2 separate regions of the Homo sapiens genome follow, and region 1 is linked to region 2. Evidence: read pairs that join two places in POLR2A ChIA-PET (ENCODE). Cell type or tissue: Panc1. All regions are shown on one strand. Each heading gives the region's core, and the rest is flanking DNA. Links, peaks and the distances in the headings are about the cores only.

Region 1 (10,815 bases), core at 1,932-9,931, 210 kb after region 2:
AAGAAAAATAAAATTAAAAAGAGAAAAAAGTTTTCCTGTTTTAGGCTAACTTGTCCAAGAGGCAGCAACAGGCACAGCCCAGACCTAGGAAAAGTCTTGATAATATTATCTAATGTGCTCTGGAGACTCTCCCAGCACCCCCTCAACACAGGGAGAAGAAAAACAAATTTTCCTTTGCTTTATGGAATGAGTTTATAGATTCTTGTTGTCTGTAACTAGTGATTTTAAGTATTCTGTTTTATCTAAGAAGTACAAAAAAAGTCATGAGAAGCCTGAGTAGGCCTGAACTACAGCTGCCTGGGCCCCACAGTGAAGGTTATAGGATAAGCCCCTGCACAGGCAAACCTAGATAAGGAACATCTGGGTTGCTTGGCAACGGTCATATGCAATCCTGTCTTTGTCCTGCCTCTGGATCCCTCCTTTCATGCCACTGTAAGCTTGCTTCAAGCTAGCCCACCCCGTTTTGTGAAGTGTGTATGAAAGTCAGGTGCTGTCTTTGTTCTGGGCCCAGCCTTTTGGACATGAGTCAGCTGGGCCTGAGTGCACTCAATAAAGATTCTCCTGTTTCAACCCAAGGTCTCTCTCGTCCTCCTGAATCCCGCAACATTTCTGGTGAGTCAGCCAGGAGGCCGTGGAGAGGACAGGTTGGCTGTCTCCTTTGCCTGTAGGTGGTCTGGGGCCCCAGCAGTGGGAGACCTGTAACTTCAGGCACCACTGGAAGAACTTAAGCCCAGAGAAGGAAACGGCTCTTCCACTCCCCAGCGCCCCTCCCCAGATGGTGCATCAGAACCTGGAGGGTTGCAGGACAATCTCAAGAGCAGCAGGCAGACATCTGAACCGTGGTAAGGTTTTGGGGCCCAAGGCAGGGAAGCCCGTCCCCTAAGGACAAAGGGGAGCTTGATCACTTCCCAGGGAATGACCACTAATCCAACCCAGAGCGGTTGGGGGCGGCAGGAGAGTCTTGCCCATTTGGATGAACCTCTTGTCCCCACTAACAAAGTGAAAGTGGTTCACTGGATCTGGAGACAGGAACTGGAAAAGGGGAGGAAATGGGCCAATAGAGCGGCAAGTGCAGCAAGGTAGAGATTGCTGGCAGGGTGGCAAGAGTGGCTTGCCACCCCAACTGGGAGTGTGTGGGTGCATGTGAACCCACCCGGGACACGAGAGACACTTGTTTCATCTGATGAGGAGTCCCGGGGCAGGGGAGGTTTGTGAAAGTGTGTGAAAGAGACGGTTCCGGGAGAAACCAATGTGAGGAGTGACATGCAGGGGGCTGCAGGTCTCTTAGTAGAGGCTGTATGCTCCGAGCAACATATAGGACCAACTGGGTCTGATCAGCCTAAAAGGAAAGGAAAAGGGAGTGTGCTGAGCCTTGAAGGGAGAAAGGGAAGACTGAATGTGATGCATTGTTACTGGGAGGAAATGGGAGGAAAATCCTCAAAACCCACCCCCTTGGAATGCATGCTAAAGAACTTTAAAAAAGGCGTTGCGGGAGATTAAGGAGTCAAGTTAACCCCTCAGATGCTGAAAACTCTCTGTGAATTAGAATAGCCCTCTTTTAGTGTGGCTGCCTGGCCCAAGGCACTATAGATAAAGAAATTGGCCATGTGTTTTAAGGTGGTGACTAGGGTGGGAGGACAGCCAGGACATTCAGACAAAGACTTTATATTTACTCATGGCTAAATAGATGCAGCCCTGCCTAGCAGTTTATTGCAGAATGCTCGCAGCTCAAGCCAAGAGAAATCAGCTGCGCTGGCAGCTACAGAGTTAAAAGGAAAGTCACAGGGGCTTGTAGCACAGCCGAGCCAAAAGTGAAGGTAAAAATCAGCTGCCCTGGCAGCTATAGAGACAAAAGAAAAGTCTCAGGAAAGGCAAAAAAATTGGTTTTGCAAGAATAACGGGACAATCTACCCCCCCTTTACCAAGCCTAACTGCCCCTAAGAAGTTAAGTTCAAACCAATACATGTTCCCAGTCTCACCCGAGAAGGAGAAATCAGAGCTCCAGGAAGTTAAAGTGAAAGATTTGAAAAGTCAGGCAGGCTATCTCAGGTCTGTCCGTGCCCAAGTTATGCTTATACCTCTTAAGAGGACAAGTGGACCCCCACTAGGACCCAGATGATGCAGTCCAGCTTCTGTGCCTGCAAAGATGCAGAGAAGCACTTCTGCAAAGGCTAAAAGATGGTAGAAGAGAAAGGCAATCAATATAGAAAAAATCTCAGAGGTGCTCCAGGGTACAGATAAAAGCACCAGCCAGTTTTATAAAAGACTTTGTGACGCATTTTGGTTGTACACTCCATTTAACCCCGAGGCTGCTGAAAATCAGCGCATGGTGAATATGGCGTTTGTAAGGCAAGCCCAGGGAGATATCAGGCAAAAATTGCGGAAGTTAGAAGCTCCGCAGGCGTCAATGCCACTCAGCTTATTAAAGTGGCTACCAAGGTGTACATTAACCGAGATCAGGAGGCAAAAAAGGAGGCTGATCATTAAGAAAGGCTAATTTGCTAGCAGCAGCCCTTAGAGGAAGAGAAGCTGACTTTGCAAGGAGGCTTGGACGCGGGCATGAACGTAGTCGTGGAAGAGGCTATTCTGGACAAGAATTTGAAGGCCTGCCGAGGCTAAAGAGAGATTAATGTGCACGGTGCAAAAGGAAAGGACACTGAAAAGATGAATGTCAAAAGAATAAGGAAAATGGTTAGGGCGATGGTATAAGAAAATCACCAGCCAAGGGCTACTGCACCCAGGAGGAACCCAAGACCTTCTGCACCTGCTGTAAAAGGCAGGATATAAAGTGTCAGGAAAAAAGACTCAAATCTGCTCTAAAAGTGTCCAGTATTTAAGCTTTTACATAAGCCAAGAGAAAAGATGGCTTAGTAGTGAACAAAAGCAGGCTGTTTATGCACTTCCTACTCCAACCACCAGGCATCAGATAAAAAAGTTCCTAGGGGCAGCAAGGTTCTGCCGCATTTAGATCCCAAATTTCTTGCTCATGGATAAGCCATTATACGAAGCCACAAAGGGGAGGAAAGAAGGAGCCCCTTCTCTGGAAGGCCAACCAGGAAAAGGCTTTTAAGGAAATAAAAAAAAAAGCCTTGACTCAGGCCCCAGCTTTAGGGTTACCAGATCTAACTAACTAAGCTTTTCTTCTTGTATGCCCACAAGTGAAAGGGACGCCATAAAGGTTCTAACTCAAGCCATAAGGTCATGGCATCACCCGGTGACATACTTATCCAGCAATTAGATTCTGTGGCACTTTGATGACCTCTTTGTTTTAAAGCACTAGCTGCCACTGCCCTACTGGCGCAGGAAGCTAATAAACTGACTTTAGAGACTGTGAATACCCTAAAGGAGCTCCTAAAGGAGCAAGGAGCTACCTTGCTCCTTCCTCATCAAGTCAGTGCCAGGAGGCCCCCTTCATTGCTGTATGGACGTGGTAGATGAAGTGTTCTCAAGCCGGAGAGATTTGACAGATCAGCCCCTCAGGGACCCGGACATTGAATATTTTACTAATGGAAGCAGTTTCATACTAAAGGGAGTCTGCCAAGCTAGATATGCAGTGGTAACTTTGAACTCAGTAGTAGAGGTGCAGTCTTTGCCTACAAGAACTTCTGCTTAGAAAGCAAAGCTAATAGCTCTCTGGCTAGCAAAAGACCAGAAGGCAAATATTTACGCAGATTCCAAATATGCTTCTGCCACTTTGCATGTTCATGAGTCTATTTACAAAGAAAAAAGAAGACTTTTAGCTGCTGGAAGTAAAGAAATAAAGTACAAGGAAGAAATTCTACAGCTCTTAAATGCTGTATAGGCCCCCAAAAAGGTAGCAGTAATGCATTGCAAAGGGCACCAAAAAGCAAGAACACTGAAGGCTAAAGAAAACAGAAAGGCAGACAAAGAGGCAAAGCAGGCTGCAGTGACAACTCCACCTTGTAAAGAAGCCTTAGCTATACCTTTCCTCCTGGAGATTCCCTTCCCAGAGATCCCAAGCTACACTCCAAATGAAAGGGCTTGGTTTGCCCAGGAAAATAGAAACTACATTGAAGGAGAATGGTAAAAAATCTCCAATGTGAGGCTAGCCATACCTGAAATGGTGGCCCCTAGATTTGTAAAACAGTTCCACCAAGGAACTCACATTGGAAAAAAAAAAAAAAAAAAAAAAAAAAACCAGCACTGAAGACATTATTAGGGCATCATTTTCTGTGTGCCATGGCTCATTGCTATTACTCAAGTCATTTATAAACAAACAGTGTTTAACTTGTGTTCAGAACAATCCACGACAAGGGCCTACGCAGCCCCTGGGAGTTCAGAAAACAGGAGCCATACCCTGTGAAAAACTGCTCATGGACTTCACCGAATTGCCCTGAGAGGGGGGCTATCAGTACATGTTGCTGTTCATTTGCACCTTTTCAGGATAGGTCAAGACCTTCCCCACCCAGACAGAGAAGGCACTAGAGGTGACCAACATGTTGTTAAGAAACATTATTCCCAGATTTAGACTGCCTCTAACTCTAGAATCAGACAATGGACCAACATTTGTGGCTGAAATAGTTCAGAACTTAACTCGATTATTAAAAACAAAGTGGAAATTATATACAGCCTATAGGCTGCAGAGCTCAGGTAAAGTGGAGTGCATGAACTGGATACTCAAACAGCTGCTGAAGAAATTTTGCCAAGAAACTCATCTAAGTTAAGATCAGGTCTTGCCCATGGTCCTCCTCCGAGTAAGGTGCACCCCTACCAAACAAACTAGGTATTTGCCCTGTGAGATTTTGTTCACCCAGCCACCCCCCATCATAAGTCAGATTAAAAGTGATTTCTGTAAACTAGGAAAACTAACTTTAAAAAGGCAAATGCAGTCTTTAGGTATGACCATGCAAAAAGTTCATGGCTAGGTATAGAAAAAATGCCTATAAGTCTGACAGACCCCCAATACACCCTTTTAAAACTAGGAACCTTAGTTAAGTTAAAAAATAAAATCCAACCACTCTAGGACTCATATAGGATAGGCCCCATTCTATAATCTTGTCTACTCCCACTTATGTTAAAGTTTCAGGAATCATGCCTTGGATTCACCACAGTCGGCTAAAACCAGCAGCCCAGGATCAGTGGATCAGTCAATAAGACCCAGACCGTCCAACCCGGCCAATCCTGCGACAAGACCACGTAACTAGTAGAAATAACAGCAGCCCTGCTGTGGCCACTCCGGAGGCTGGCCAGTCTATGCACGGCAGAAGCTTGAGGAAAACTGTAAGCCCTGCTCTAGTCACACAACTGGAAACTGACTAGTCTACGCATGGCCAAAGCTTGAGGAGTCATCATCAAATGAGTAGATGTGAATACAAATTTTACGTTTAATTACTATCTTAGTATTACTAGTTGTTTTATTACTATGCTATCATTATTGCCAATCTGTCTGTCCAAGGGAGAACTCTTTCTGTCCATGTTTAGTATAAGAATATTACTTTTTGCCTTGGCTTCATTTGCACCTAAGTCTATACAAAAAGAAAAGCACATAGATAGTTGCCATCAGTGCGTGCACACTACATAAATAAGAAACACAGTAGTTAAGACTTTATTGTACCATACATACTATGAATACACAGAAACCCCTCTGGAGACTTGTATGTACAACCAAACCACCTATTCATTCTGTGACCCGAGGAATAGCCAGTCTTATGTATGCTAGAACCCTAAGCTTTTATCTAGGACCTGGTTTAAGATTTGAACTGGGTCAAGGAAAGGAAGTCTCTTAAACCAGACCAAAGTGTCTCTCCCACGAAGAAGTCAGATCTTTATATTTTAATGTTTGCCGGATAACATCCTTAGGCTCACTCTTTCCCATAATCCACAGTTCCACAGAGTACTATAGTATCTGTTTGCACAGTTGGCTAAAAACATAGCTAGACAAACTACCACTCAGCTAATGGCTTTGTGTAAATATCAACCTTTGCTCAAAGAAGAAAACTTGTCTCTTCATGGAAAATTAAGTAATATTGAGGCCTTCTAGTAAACTCTTTTATAAAAGGCCTCAAAGCGGGGAATGAAGCGGGAAATTAAAAAAAATAATAAAATTAAAAGAAAGAGAAATAAGTTTTCCTGTTTTAGGCTAACTTGTCCCAGATGCAGCAACAGGCACAGCCCAGACTCAGGAAAAGTCTTGATAATATTATCTAATGTGCTCTGGAGACTCTCCCAGCACTCCCTCAACACAGGGAGAAGAAAAACAAATTTTCCTTTGTTTTATTGAATGAGTATATAGATTCTTGTTCTCTTAACTAGTGACTTCAAGTATTCTGTTTTATTTAAGAAGTACAACAAAGGTCATGAAAAACCTGAGTAGGCCTGAACTAGAGGTGCCTGGGCACCACAGTGAAGGTTATAGCATAAGCCCGTGCACAGGCAAACCTAGATAAAGAACATCTGGGTTGCTTGGCAACGGTCGTATGCAATCCTGTCCTTGTCCTGCCTCTGGATCCCTGCTTTCATGCCACTGTAAGCTTGCTTCAAGCTAGTCCACCCCGTTTTGTGAAGTTTGTATAAAGTCAGGTGCTGTCTTTGTTCCGGGCCCAGTCTTTTGGACATGAGTCAGCTGGGCCTGAGTGCACTCAATAAAGATTCTCCTGTTTCAACCCCAGGTCTTTCTCATCCTCCTGAATCCTGCAACAGTGTTAGCTTCATAAGTATTTATTTTACAAAATAGTAAGCTAATGTTTGAACACAATTTCCAAGATAAACCACATTTTCTCATAAATAATGTAGTCTTTTTATCAAGCACCTCAAGGTATAAAAAATAATTTTAGTTTGAACAGATCTCTTGGAATGTGTTTAACCTTGTATTTCAACAGACTTAAGATTTCCAGGGTTTCACAAGGGCCAGATTTTTTTTGAATTACTCAGAAGAGAAAGAAAATGTCTTCTGAAAGAGGTGAACTCAATCATTACGAATAGAAAAATATCCACCGTATTTATCTCTTATAGAAACAGAGAAGGATAACATTTCCCTCCTTCAAATTATATATATATGTTATATAATATTATATATATAATTTAATATAATAATATATTAATTACATATTTCTATATAATTATAATAATATAATATATTATATATATTATACATAGCTCAAACTTCATTGTTTGTGGTCAAATAATAAAATCTGGAAGCCAGCATGAAACCCTATAATTCACATGTTAAAATGTTGAAACTATGACCAAAATATGAAACTCCTAGAGCTATCAGAAAGAGACAAGACAAAAAGTTTTATTGTATGTGTATAAACTAAAAGTGATAATCTCAAAAATCTTTCAAAATTATAATTATTACCTTCCAATATAAAAACTAGTTCTAAATTTTAGAAAATCTATACACAAATTACTGATTTGCTCAGACCAACAAAAAGTCAGCAGTAACCAGAACCCAGAGGAGCTGATACTCACAGTTCTTACATGTACGACTTTTTAGAAATCATCTATAAAATACTTTATTTTACAACCTGCTTCTCCTGTAAAACTAAAGGTCCATTTAATTATATAAAAGTTGTATACAGTGTTAAAACCAGAGCTGTATTTAAAATACTGCATCACAATGTTTCTAAATAGTCAGTCTTGTTCCATTGATTCATCTGTGACTTCAGTGGCTTTGCCATAATTTTCCATGGATGGTTCTGAGAGAATCTGTAAATCATTTCTAGATTACTTATAATACCTAATACAATGTAAATGCTATGTAATGTTGTGATACTGTATTGTTAGGGAATAATGACAAGAAAAAAAAGTCTGTGCCTGTTCAGTACAGACACAACTAACCATTTTGTTCCCAAATATTTTTTATCTACTGCTAGTTGAATCCAGAGATGTAGAACTCATGGATATGGAGGGCTGACTGCATGTAGTGAATGTCTTGTAGACAGCATAAGATTTTTTTGAAAAAATGTAGTCTGGGCTGGGTGTGGTGGCTCACGCCTATAATCCTAGCACTTTGAGAAGCCAAGATGGGCAGGTCACCTGAGGTCAGGAGTTCAAGACCAGCCTGGCCAACATGGTCAAACCCCGTCTCTACTAAAAATACAAAAATTAGCTGGGTGTGGTGGCACGTGCCTGTAGTCCCAGCTACTCAGGAGGCTGAGGCAGGAGAATCGCTTGAATCCAGGAGTTGGAGGTTGCAGGGAGCTGAGATTGCGCCACTGCACTCCAGCCTGGGCGACAGAGTGAGACTGTGTCTCAAAAAAAAAAACAAAAAAAAACAGAAAGAAAATAAATAAAGAATGTAGTCTGGCAATTACTTTTAATTGGTATACTTAGACCATTCATTAGAAGGTGATCATTGATATAGTTGGATTAATATCTGCTATGTTTATAACTGTTTTGTTGTTTACCCTTGCAATTTGCTTCTTTTTCATACTTTCCCTAGCTTCTCTAGTTTTAATTAAGTATTTTATATGATTCAATTTTCTCTCCTCTCTTTGCACACCCATTAGACTTCTTTTTAAAAACATTTTAGTGGCTTTCCTAGAGCTTGCAAGATACATTTACAACTAATTGTAATCTACTTTAAAATAACACTATACAATTTCATGAGCATTGTGGGTACTTTATAACAGAGTATTCCCAGTTTCTCCCTCCTATCTTTTATAATATTTTTGCCATTTATTTTATTTATCCATATGCTATAATTACACAGTGTTTTGTCACTGTTATTACTTTGAACAATTAGATCAAGTATGTAAAAAATAAAATATCTTGTTTTACCTTTATTTATTCTTTTCTGATGCTTTTACTTTTTTATGTAGATTGAAGTTTTCTATCTATATTATTTTTGCTCTATCAAAACAGCTTCTTTTATACACACACACACACATTTTGGCACAGCAAGTCTGTAGGTCTGCTGTCAATGAATTATTTGTCTGAGAAAGTCTTTATCCTTCACTTTTAAATGAGAATTTTAGGTTGGTGGATTTTTTTTTCTTTAAACACTTTAAATATTTTACCCCACTCTCCCCATGCTTGAATTGGTTTGATGAGAAATTCATTGCAACTCTTATTCTTTTTTCCTCTATAGGTAAGATTTATTTCCTCTCTCTTATTTCAAGATTTTCTCTGTCTGTTTTTCTGAAGTTTGAACATAATGTAGATTTTTTTTTTTGGTGTTTATTCTGCTTGATGTTATCTCAGATTTCAGAGTCTGTGATTTCATGTTTGCCATTAATTTTGGAAAGTTCTCAGCCATTATTCAAATATTTCTTCTCCTTAATTCTCTCTCCTCCTTCTGGTATTCCAATCGTGCATAAAAATTATTTGAAAATAATTTTCTCACCATTTTTGGATATTTTATTTTTCCCCCTTTATATTTTACTTCGGGAAATTTCTATTGAAATATCTAGAAGATATCTAGAAATATCTAGAAGCCACTAATTCTTCCCTTGGCCATGTGCAATTTATTGATGAGCCCATCAAAGACTTTCTTCAATTTGTTACTCTGTTGTGATTATCATTATTACTATCTCTTGCATTTTCTTTTTATTGCTTCTTAAAGTTTCCATCTCTCTGCTTATATTATCCTTGTCCATTGTCTATTTTTTCTACCCAAGTCCTTAATATATTAATCATAGTTATTTTAAATTTCCTGCTGGATAATTCTAAAGTTTGTGTTTTATCTGAATATAGTTTAATGTTTGCTTTGTCTCTTCAGACTGCCTTTGTTCTTGTCTTTTTTTTTTTTTTTTTTTTTTTTTTTGAGACGGAGTCTCACTCTGTTGCCCAGGCTGGAGTGCAATGGTGCAATCTTGGCTCTCTGCAACCTCTGCCTCCCAGGTTCAAGTAATTCTCTTGCCGCAGCCTCCTGAGTAGCTGGGATTACAGGTGTGCACCACCACACCTGGCTAATTTTTTTTGTATTTTTAGTAGAGATGGAGTTTCACCATGTTAGACAGACTGGTCCTGAACTCCTGACCTCGTGATCTGCCTGCCTCGGCCTCCCAAAGTGCTGGGATTACAGATGTGAATCACTGCTCCTGAACCATTCTTGTCTTTTAACATGCCTTGCAATTTTTTGTCAAAGGCCAGACATGATACATGAGGTAATAGAAATTGAGGTAAATAGGCTTTTAGTGTGGGTTTTATGCAAATGTGGCTAAAAGTTGGGTTGCATTATTGTTTACTATAGCAGCAGGTGTCAAGGGCTTCACATATCTATAGTTTCCTTGTTTTTTTCTTCCCCATTTTCTTTGAATATCTCTAAGAACTGCTTATTAATTAGAGTCTGAGACTTGCAAGTATTTCAGCTATAATCCAATGCTATTATACTAGAGCTCTATTGATGGTGGTAAGGAATTGTGGAGAGAAAGCATTCTAAAATCTTATGATTAATTCTCACTCTTTTAGTGGGCCTGTGTACCTTGGCTATAGGCTATTGAGGTGGGAAATTAAAGAAAAATAAAATTAAAAAGAAAGAGAAAAAAGTTTTTCTGTATTAGGCTGATTTGTCCCAGGGGCAGCAACAGGCACAGCCCAGACCCAGGAAGAGTCTTGATAATATTATCTAATGTGCTCTGGAGACTCTCCCAGCACTCTCTCAACATAAGGAGAAGAAAAACAAATTTTCCTTTGTTTTATGGAATGAGTTCACAGATTCCTGTTCTCTGTAACTAGTGACTTCAAGTAATCTGTTTTATCTAAGCAGTAGAGTGAAGGTCATGAGCGTCTGAGCAGATCTCAGTTACAGTCACCTGGGCGCCATAGTGAAGGTTATAGGATACGCCTGTGCCTAGGCAAACCCAGATAATGGACATCTGGGTTGCATAGCAATGGTTATGTGTAATCCTG
Region 2 (10,815 bases), core at 1,454-9,453:
TTATTTCAATGAGCTAGCTAAAAATTAGCTCCATTGCCACGTGTTGTTCAGTTTAGGACAAGAATCAACTGGCTCTTTTGTGCTTGGATCAAACAAGTGGATTAAATCCCACAATGAGTATTATGAAGAGTTTCCTACCTGTAAGAAAATTTTCCCTGATCTATATAATATCTGCTTCTGATTGAGTCAAAAAGAAGAAAGGCTTTTTAGATGTAAGAGATAGGTATCCTGCCACTGTTGCAGGATCCTGTGTCATGTATTTAGACCTTTATCTAAAGACGGATGTAAATATCCGGGGAATGTTCATAGGAAAGCCCTGAAAATTCTTGAGCCATATAATATGATCACAGAATATAAGATGCAGATTGCAAATGTAAATTATTAAGCCATGTAAAACAATAATAGAATGTAAGATGCAGTTGCAAATATCTCCGGAAGGCACCTTGCAGAAGAATCTATGTGTGGCCTCTCCTCACGATCTAGAATTTGGGCAAGAGAGATGAAGCCAGTGAAGAAGGCAGTGTGTCTTCATGATCCAGTTTTGAGGCAAGACTCAGATGGCACAGGTAGCACACACCTACTGTGTCACAGGCTCTTCACCCTCAGGGCACATTGGAATCTCCGGGCGTTACTTCTAAAAGATACTAATTCCTCAGCTGATTCTAATGGGCAGACAGCTGAGAAGCACTGTACAGTCTATTGTTTGGCTGGGAGTGTCTGACAGTTTCATGTGCTTTTTTTTTTTTTTTTTTTTTCATTTGAGAGAGTCTCACTCCTGCCACCCAGGCTGGAGTGCAGTAGTATGCTCATAGCTCACTGCAGCCTTGACCTCTTGGGCTCAAGCGATCCTCCCACCTCAGACTCCTCAGTATCTGGGACCACAGGTGTAAACCGTCATGTCTGGCTATTTTTTTATTTTTATTTTTTGTTGTGACAGACCATTTTATAATGACATAAAGTCTGTGAATATTAATCATGTAAGGGATAGCGCTCAGCGGTCTTCCTCTTAGAGCTGAGGACAGGTCAGTGAGGGCACTAGGCTACAGGAAGAGGCATTTCCTATAGATGACGGCTGTAAAATTTTAAGCTGAGTTCCTCCAGGAAGTCATAGAGTAATTAGTGGTTTTTTTCAACACACCAGAGTCCTAATTTGTGATCTCTAAGGGACAGCATAAATAAAGGCATGAGAGGCCAAGGAGGTGCATTGACACTCATTCTATGGCTCATTTGAAACTAGATATTTCCTTTTGTGCTAATCTTTATGGGTCCCAGCTGCCTTTTATGAGGGCTGAAAATAGCACCAGGGCTTTGGCCTCAGGAGCTCTGTAAATGGGGAGATGTTTCTGTCCCCTGAGAAACTGAAGATTCTTTGTACTGGGATGTCTTTTTCCCGTGTGGCTTCCCCTGGCTTTGAAGCAGTTCTGCAGGTTTTGAGTGGGGATGAGAGGTGACCCTATCCCTGGATTCCAGAAATGCACTTAACTCAAGAGGGATTTCCTCTGTCAAGATATCCCTAGGGCCTTTAAGTGCTCCCCTCGCACCTCTGACAGGCTAGGCCTCAGAGTCAGTGTAAAGTGCACTTGGGAAATCCAACATTTGTCCCCTCATCTAGATTTTCTCAAAGTCCATTCTTAAAATTTCTGGGAGGCCTCTACAACTAAACAGCCCACAATCGTTAAATGTATATTACTTGTAGAAGGCACAGGTGTGGAATATAAGAACAGGGCAGTTTAAGAGCACCCCTCCTCTATGTGGTTTCAGTTTACGCAGGAAGATAAGGCCAGGCTCTGTTTGTTTTTGAACCTGAAACCGGACAGGGCAGTCAGTGGCAACAGCAGATGGGCTATGTGGACAGCTCAGGTATTGGAAGATCTCACTAAGGGCAGGTGGGGAGGGAGGCTTCCACCAAAGGGGAGATTTGACCTAACTCCCGAAAGGTGGGAGGCCTCAGACCAGAGGTCTGCCATGGCCTCCTCCCACCTCCCTTACAATCTGGTCCACTAGGTGCAGGTGGGGCCTAGGTATGTGTCAGTTAAAATCCTTACCCAGTGATTCTGATGTGCAGCCAGGCTTGGGCACCTCTAATTGAGAAGGTTGGAAATACAGTCCAAGTGTGGACTGACCGATTCGTTTTCTGATGGCCAGCACCAAAATAAGAATGGCAGAGAAGGCCAGTCGCGGTGGCTCATGCCTGTAATCCCAGCACTTTGGGAGGTTGAGGCGGGAGGATCACGAGGTCAGGAGATCGAGACCATCCTGGCTAACACAGTGAAACCCCGTCTCTACTAAATATACAAAAAATTAGCCGGGCGTGGTGGCGGGCGCCTGTAGTCCCAGCTACTCGGGAGGCTGAGGCAGGAGAATGGCGTGAACCCGGGAGGCGGAGCTTGCAGTGAGCGGAGATCGTGCTGCTGCACTCCAGCCTGGGCGACAGAGCGAGACTCCATCTCAAGAAAAAAAGAAAAAAAAAAAAAAGAATGGGAGAGAAAGCAGGCCAGGTGGCCAGGTGTCGGTCAGGAGCGAGTCTCCTCGAGTGCCGGCTGCTGCTTTGTGGGATGGTGAACGCTGAGGAATGACTGAGGCGCAGTTGCACCCTTTGGCCGAACTCCCAATAATTGTTTAGCAGATGCTTTGTGTCCATTATCTCTAGTTTTTGCAACAGTCCTGTGAGCTAATTTACTATTTATATATTTTAAAGCTGAGGACTTTGGGGCCTATGAGTTTCAGTAGCTTGCTTAAAGCCACCTTGCCTTTAAGTGGTATATCTTGGTTTGGAATCCAAGTGTGTTAGATACAGACACATTTTTTCCCCATTGTATTCTGTTGTTTCCCATGGTCTCCATGAAAGAATTATCTAATGGTGGAGTGGGAAGTAGGAGAAGAGTCATGGGACCATATAGGGTAAGGTGGGGGCCCCTCTGTGACACCCTCATAAACCGGAGCTCTGCACAGTGATGTGGACAAAAGGGAAAGTTGGAGAGCTTTGTGGAGACACACAGCAGGGATTGGTTCTGGCTCATCTCTCTGAATTGCGTCTTTGAAATGGACTAGTGCACACCCTGAAGGGCTGTTAGGGTTAAGTGAAATGACGCTGGTGCTCAATAAACCATAGCAGTTGTACTTGTTTTCATTGACCCCTCCTCTGCCTCACTCCAGCCTTCTCACTCCAGCTTTGCAGCTTATTTCCTGTTGTCTCTTGCAGCTGTCCTTTCATTTCCCTTCCCAACCCTTTTTTACATAGAACCTAGGCCACAGCAGTAGCCTTGTAGCTTTTTCTTGGTGTTTCCACTCTAAACCACACATGATTTTCCCTTAATTTTCAACTCGGCTCTGGTGTTTCAAAACCTTCAAGTTTCCAGTGCACACCCAATTAAGTCCAATCTATTCTGGGACAGCTATCAACACCCTCTGAGTGTGCTCCCAGCCTTTCACTCTCTCTAATCTTAACTTTCATTATTTGCCTCTGAAACCCACATTCCAGTCGGCAGGCTAGTCTGCTGGCCGGTTCCATTACGAATCCACACTTTGGATGCTCTTTCCTGGGTTTGGAATGCCTTCAAAAATCCATCTTTCAAAATCCTGCCTATCCTCCCCACTTCAGAGCCCCCAGAGGATTTTCTTGCTAACTTCTTGATGAGGTTCTGTTCTGCCTCTGATCTCTCTTTTTGAAAACTTGATTCAGTAGAGTGTTGCCCTAAGGTCAGGGTCTTGCTGCCTTCATTTCTGTGTCTCTGGCACATCCTAGGTATTCAGAACTGTCTGTTGCAACACAATGACTGCCTCACAATCTCCCTCTGCCTTTCTAGGCTAACAAGGAAAGCCCCTGGAGCTCCTGTAATAAGAATGTGGTTGGAAGATGCAAACTGTGGATGATCATCACCTCCATTTTCCTAGGTGTCATTACAGTGATCATCATAGGCTTATGTCTTGCTGCAGGTAAGAGGATTTAGATGTGAATAAATAACACATTTTAAGAACTTACTTAAGGCTTGTGACTTACACTGAAATGGAAGATGTACTCATAGCCATTTCATTATTTATAATGTGAATTTAAGACCGGCTTGGAATATATTGTATGGGTGGGAGATATGCCTGATTCTTGTGTTTTTGTTTTCTGTTGTTGTTGTATTTTGTTGTTTTATAAGCTCCAGAAGAAATATAGAAACCAGTGTTTTACTTTAAACTCTGCTCATTGGATCTTGAAGAGGTTTCTTAATGTTTCAACTTACTTAAACACTGATTTATATTTTATTTATATCCTGATACCTGTTGATTTGAATTCTTTTTCTTTTCATTTGTTTGCTAAAAATAATTATACTTCATCTGGTGTGTCTGATATATTACTATGATGATAAAATAATAAATAATGTATTTGAAAGAGTTTTAAAAAACTTTGAAGAACCATGTGTCCATAAGCTGTCATTATTTTAACTTATTGTATTTATTTATTTTTTTTTTTGAGAGAAAGTCTTACTCTGTCACCCAGGCTAGAGTGCAGTGGCACGACTTTGGCTCGCTGCAACCTCTGCCTCCCAAGTTCAAGGAATTCTCATGCCTCAGCCTCCGAAATAGCTGGAATTATAGGCATGTGCCACCACGCCCAGCTAATTTTTGTATTTTTAGTAGAGACGGGGTTTTGCCATGTTGTCCGGGTTGGTCTTGAACTCCTGACCTCAAGTGATCTGCCTGCCTTGGCCTCCCAAATTGCTGGGATTAGAGGCATGAGCCACCATGCTTGGCCCAATTTTAACTTGTTTTAGAAATGACTGTTTATTTTATTAGTGTTGTATGTGTGTATAAAACAAAAAATGTATAGAATGCTAACTATATATGACTACATCTATTCCATATATTATTTCATGTTGTTGCTTATTTTGATTGAAAAATGATATATGTTCAGTTACCCATAAAACCCATCTGTAATATTAATATTTGGTCATATTTTCTTCTAGTCTTTTGTTTAGTTGCATTTCTAAAATAATTTGAGATTAGATTTCTTTATAGTCTTGTGGACTACCTTTAGGATTTTGATATTATGTTTAGATCATTTTGCCAAGTCATTAAAAATTATTTGTGAACATTATTATTTTTATGATTTGCATGATACAGTCTTCCACATCATTTAAAGTTCTTTAGGTAGTTACCAATTTTTTAATGATTATTAGTATTCGTTAAAGTTTTTACATCCTCCAGTGGACAATCATTTCAATTCAAAATGGGAAAGAAGAAAATTGTTTTTATTTATATGTGGGGGTGATGGTAGAGAGGGGCTCGACTGAGGCTGGGATACTCCCGAGCATGATCCAGCCTTCATGCGGCATGGGTTGAGTCCAGCTCCCAGTTACAAACCCAGTCATAGAATGAGAAGAAGAAGGGGTAACTCCCCAGTCTCTCCAGAGGGAGTTCTCAGGAATTTTCCTCAGAAACTACATTTTCCATTTACCGCTTGTTTCCCCTTCTCCCAACCCCTTAATTTCCTGTCTTAGAGTTTTGTAATTCCTGAAGGAATAGGAAAACTTTGATGACATCAGCCAACCTCCAGCACATAAGTTTCCTGGCCAGGCACCATATCTACGTATTTACTTAGGGCATTGTTCAGGTGTGTTGGATGACTGTTTGAGGATATAAGCTGGTGTTAAGGTAGGAAAAAGCTAATGAAGTGTGCTGCACCTCCTCCGTCATGCTGAGGACAATAGTTTTGGTGTGAGCATTGCCATACTTCCTATTCATATCAATTCCAACACATGGATGTTGAAAATGAGGTTGAGTAGCACAATCTTGTCCTGACATAACTAGTTGGTGCTATCCTAGAAGTTGATATTTGGATCCTGTTGGCATCTGGGGCCTATCATAAAGGATGATTCAAGAGATCTAGATGGTTTAATATTCAGGATTCTAAAGCGCAAGACCCAGGATCTGTCTTCCATTCTCAAAAAGTCATCTAACCTCTTCACCTCACAAAGAGCAGTCTGCAAGAGGAAGGTATTTCACTTCCTTCCACAGTTTTTCTGGAGATGTAAAAGGTTATGGGATAATATTCAGGGAAGAATTTTTTTAACACTTGTAGTGCAAACTTTATTTTTAATTTAACTGTAAATTTGTGTTCGAACATGTCAATGCTGTAAGAGAGATTTTTTCAAACTACTTTTTAAATCAAGGAAATACTTGTATTTTACTTGGCATCTCAGCTCTTAGGTATTTGATCCTGTGGGGAGAGTCATGTTAGACGTGGGGGTGGGGGGAGATACAGTAGGTTAAAAGGGGTGGGGCAGGGGCTCCCTTCTGTGACAGTCCCAGCCTCACCTAGAGCAGTTCCGTAGGCATTTTTTGGGGATGATCTTCAATAATCAGCCACTTCCTAATTGCCAAGCCCATTAATATGAATCAGATATTTGTGGAACTTTCAAGTACTGCATGGGAAATGTTGTCTGGGGATAAAAACACTGTTGGGAGAGTCAAGGGCTGTGCCTGTGGCTGTCTGGATTTACTGGGTGACTAAGGTTCCTCAGGAACTATATTTGCCATTCATTGCCTGCTTACCCTTCTCTAGACCCCTTAATCTCCTGTCTCAAGGCTCTGTAGTCTTCAGACTGAAGCTTGGAGGCGGAAGTGTTAACTTTTGTTCTTCAGTAGGCAGGTCTTTGCAAAACTACCCAGAAAGGCTGAGGAAGCTGAGAGGCTAAAGAAAAACTGACAAATCCAGTTACTCAGAAAGAAACATTTAACAGGGTTTTAGGAACAGAAGCCATGCGTTGGGCAGCAGTGAGAGGAGATGGTGCATTCCTGCACCATTACCCCAAAGGCCCAGGGCTTAAATACCACAGAAAAAGGGTATGCATGCTTCAGAAGGGATGTGTTTTATAATTGCATAAGGGCAAGATTTATGGCATGTAGATAACGTTAAGGTTGTTTAGACCTGAGGGTGAGATTTATGGTAAGTATGTGCTCTTATACATGCAACAGTAGATGAAATAGAAATCTTAGAGGCATTTCCAGAGCTGGGATTAATCAGAAGTTAATACAGTGAAATAATAACTAAGACGGAATTTCTTTAGCCTTCAAAACTGTGCAGTTGGGGTGGACATAAAATGGGACAGTGAAAGCATCTCAGAACAGAAAGTTGGGGAGGGGACACCTGGGTACCCAGGGCAGGGTGTCCAGTGGGGAGTTATATTTTTTCACTCGAATTAAGAATTGTCAGCATGTGGTGATAATAAAAGCAGACCAACTTGTAGTAGGTTTTATTATTGCTGCTCATTCTCTACAGACTGTGCAGCCTTCATTGCCTGTACATGGGTTGGGCTTGCCCACTACTCTTCCCTTGTATGCCATTGAAGAATGACAAATTCAGGATCATGGCTTAGCTTAAAGCACTGAGTAGGGGCTTTGTATGTGCTAGGGAAAAGAGGCTACCTGTCCACCAGACTCACAATCGACATGGAAATTTTTTTAATGTCCATTTTTATGAGTGGAACCCAGGGAATTCTGTTATTTGAGACTCTTTAGGGAAAAGGTATTAATGGATTCTTTCCTTCCTCATAAGGAATTATAAATTTCTTGATTTGAAAGGTACAGAAACAAAAGCCTTCATCTTTTTCTCAAAGTCATTTTCTTTCTGGATAATTTGGAGGATCAGTTGAGTGTTCTCAAGGGTTCTCCTTTCTTCAATAATTCACCCTAGTCATGGAGAGGTGAGACCCTGAATAACACTTTACTAATGAAGTTTTGGTTGGGGCAAAATATTTTAAATATTTCAAAAACAAAACTGTGACAAGTAGGTGGATGCTTAGAAACATGATTTAAATTGATAACATCCTGGAGACCCTCATGTGATATCCCCCAACATTATACCCCAGATTCTTGCCTGACCCTAATCTCTTAATTTATACACCTTTTATGAGTAGGAACGCTGTGGTACTGAGATATAAGCAACGACTTCCTAAGTGACGTTGTGTTGAGTGGATTTGTTTGCCTTTCAGTTGTGAATAAGAGCTACATTTTATGATGTCATGTGGTTCTGGCAGACTGACAGTTTTCACAGGGTAATGCTCCCTGGTGTAGGGTGACTCATGGGAAAATCCTAGGCAGACAGCATTAACAAGCTATAAGCTGCCAAGGTCCTTTGGGGCAGGAACATGAGAGCAGTGCTAGACCCAGTACCTTGAAATTTCTTTCCATTTTCACCTGTTTATCTTTTCTTCAAATCGCTGATGTTTCTCTACCAAGATGGACACCCTTACCTGTGGTCTCCATATAATATCTTTCAGCTTCCTCTGACCCAGAGATCTTCAGATATCTCCTCCTCTCTCTAAGCATCCTCAGGTTCTTCTTAATTTATGCCTAGTGTTCCATTATTGGAATGCTAATCATGTAGAAGTTATTTATATCTTACTGCTCAAGGTCATCACCAAAGTCTGAATGCAAAAATTCGAAAAGTTCAACCTCAGGTATAAATGGGTTAACTCTTCAAATGCACTAGCATCCTCTCTCCTTCAAAGCAATCTTCCATCAGGATTCTTGCTACTTCATTTAGATATGTGTTTTTCTCTCCCTTCTTTCACTGGCACACTTCCAGAAAGAAAGGTCTGCATTTGAATCTTGCCTCCTGCAGACTCCCAAACCTCTTGTATCTATTGGTTCCCAATTTTTCTTCCCAAGATTACTAGCAATTGTCTGATCGTGGAAGCCAACATTTCTCTGTCTCCTGCCTTATTGTCAGCTTTTAGCTCTGCCAACTTCATTATACTCTTCTGAGTCTATAGAACTCCTGGACTTTAGGTTGATTTTGCTATTTTTGCTCTTGGCATCTGCATTGTGGGTTCATGAGGCTTCTCTTCAGCTTCGTGACTTTTCACATTCTTCATTCTTTTTCTTGGAGAGCTCATTCACTCCCAGGACAGCAGCCATGCCTCCAAGAAGGTGACTCCTAGATCTACATCTGTACAATTTTCCTGAGTTTTGGAAGTACTCTTGGCTAGAGATATTTATCTAAAAATAACTGTCATCATCTCAATTATTATACATGTGAAACTACCATTTGTTTGTATGCTATTTTAGTCTGCTTGGGCTACTATAACAGAATATCATAAACTAGGTAGCTTATACATAACAGAAATTTATTGCTTACAGTTCTGGAGGCTGGGAACTCCAAGATCAAAGTGTCAGCACACATTTGCTGTCTGGTGAGGGCACACTTTTTATTTCGTAGATCATGCCTTCTAGCTATATCTTCTATGGTATAAGGGGAAAGGCAGCTTTCTGGGCCTCTTTTATAAGGGCACTAATACCATTCAAAAGTGCTCTCCCCTCATGATCTAATCACCTCCCAAAGGCCCCACCCTCTAAGACCATCTGATATTGTTTGGATTTGTGTCCCTGCCCAAATCTCATGTTGAATGATAAGAGGGGCCTGGTGGGAGGTGATTGGATCATGGGGGTAGATTTCCCCTTTGCTATTCTCATGATAGTGTGTGAATTCTCATGAGATCTGATGGTTTAAAAGTGTGTGGCTCTTTGTTGTTTGCTCTTTCTCTCTCTCTCCTGCTCCCCCATGGTAAGACATGCTTGTTTCCCCTGAGCCTTCTGCTATAATTGTAAGTTTCCTGAGGGCTCCCATCCTTGCTTCCTGTTAAGCCCGCAGAACTGTAAGACAATTAAACCTCTTTTCTTCATAAATTGCCCAGTCTCAGGTAGTTCTTTATAGCAGTGTGAGAATGGACTAATACACGCTCACATTGGTGGTTAGATTTCAACATATGCATTTTTCGGGGAGACACAAACATTCAGACCATAACATATCCTTCATCCCAATTTGTTCATCTTTTCCCCATTCACTCACCCTTTATATAAGACCAAGTTTATTTTAGTTCTGCTACTATCCAATTGTGTAACTTTAGGCAAACTTGTCAAGCCTCTGGGCCTGTTTTCCCATTTATAAAATGTAAAGGATTTCGGAATCTGAGTCTATAAATATACCTTGACCCTAATACATGCTAATTCATTGACCTGAACAAATTATGCATTTTCTCTAAGCCTCAGTGTCTTCATTTAAAAATGAAAACAACAATATTTAACTCATTGGGTTAATGTGAGGATTATGTGAGGAAAATATATTCATAAGGTGCATAGTAGAATGTTTGCACGTCATACTTAATACAGTAGCTATTATTCTTCCTGTTCCTGGGCTTGATATCTTGGAAACCTTTTTGATTTCTTCTTTCTCATATCTAGATAATGGCCAAATCTTACCAGTTATTCCTTGGTAGTGTCTTGATAGCAACTTTCCCACTTACTACAAGGCACCATGCAGGATACTTTATGCATGTTGGTTTTCATCTTTACTATCACCTACATTGTAGGTGTTGATATTTCTGTTGGAGAAGTAGCTTCAGAGATTTAAGTGACTTGCTCAAGGTCACCTGGCTAACAAATAGCCAACAGGAGTTCAGACTGAGTCTGGCTGCCTTTAAAGCCAGCTCTGTTTCTACTATCCTGGGCTTTCTCATTAATTTTTTCTTTTTGTTCCTTCTGCTGTCAGTCAAATCAGTCTGTTCCAAACTTGTGCCTGTTGGCCTCTCTGCCTCATCTCTCCTCGTTTCATTTATCCCATCCATGACCACCCGATTAACCTCCATTAAACACCAGCCTCTACTTTCTTCGTGGGCGATGTTTAACAACACTCCATTACCCCTTGAAGGTATCTGGCGTTTAAGGGCTCTCTCTCTAGCTTAATTTCTTATATTCTAGCCAAAGAACTGTTTTCATGTTCCTTCAACATACAACACATGTTTTTGTGATTTTTAAAAATATGTTTTT

What was found. Peaks named below come from ENCODE experiments on the same cell type or tissue, not always from the same donor. Only the 100,000 strongest peaks of a DNase experiment are listed, where the experiment ranks them.
Region 1: POLR2A ChIA-PET joins it to region 2 with 12 read pairs; 2 of 35 experiments call an interaction of 5 or more read pairs at or near these places.

Annotation. Positions count from the first base shown.
Region 1 is chr3:112,301,873-112,312,687 of GRCh38, forward strand. LOC105374042 (a long non-coding RNA gene) reads left to right here and starts at 606. Exons shown (of 5, transcript NR_147411.1): 1 at 606-842. RefSeq lists an enhancer at 253-1,125. In Panc1, for the core only: no CTCF peak of the experiment used is centred there; no DNase peak of the experiment used is centred there; H3K4me3 peaks cover 269 bases.
Region 2 is chr3:112,089,554-112,100,368 of GRCh38, forward strand. C3orf52 (chromosome 3 open reading frame 52) reads left to right here. Exons shown (of 6, transcript NM_024616.3): 2 at 3,807-3,936. Among named protein-coding and RNA genes, the nearest start is that of C3orf52, 8.6 kb to the left of the region's middle. In Panc1, for the core only: no CTCF peak of the experiment used is centred there; a DNase peak (open chromatin) is centred at 8,028; H3K4me3 peaks cover 461 bases; H3K27ac peaks cover 4,549 bases.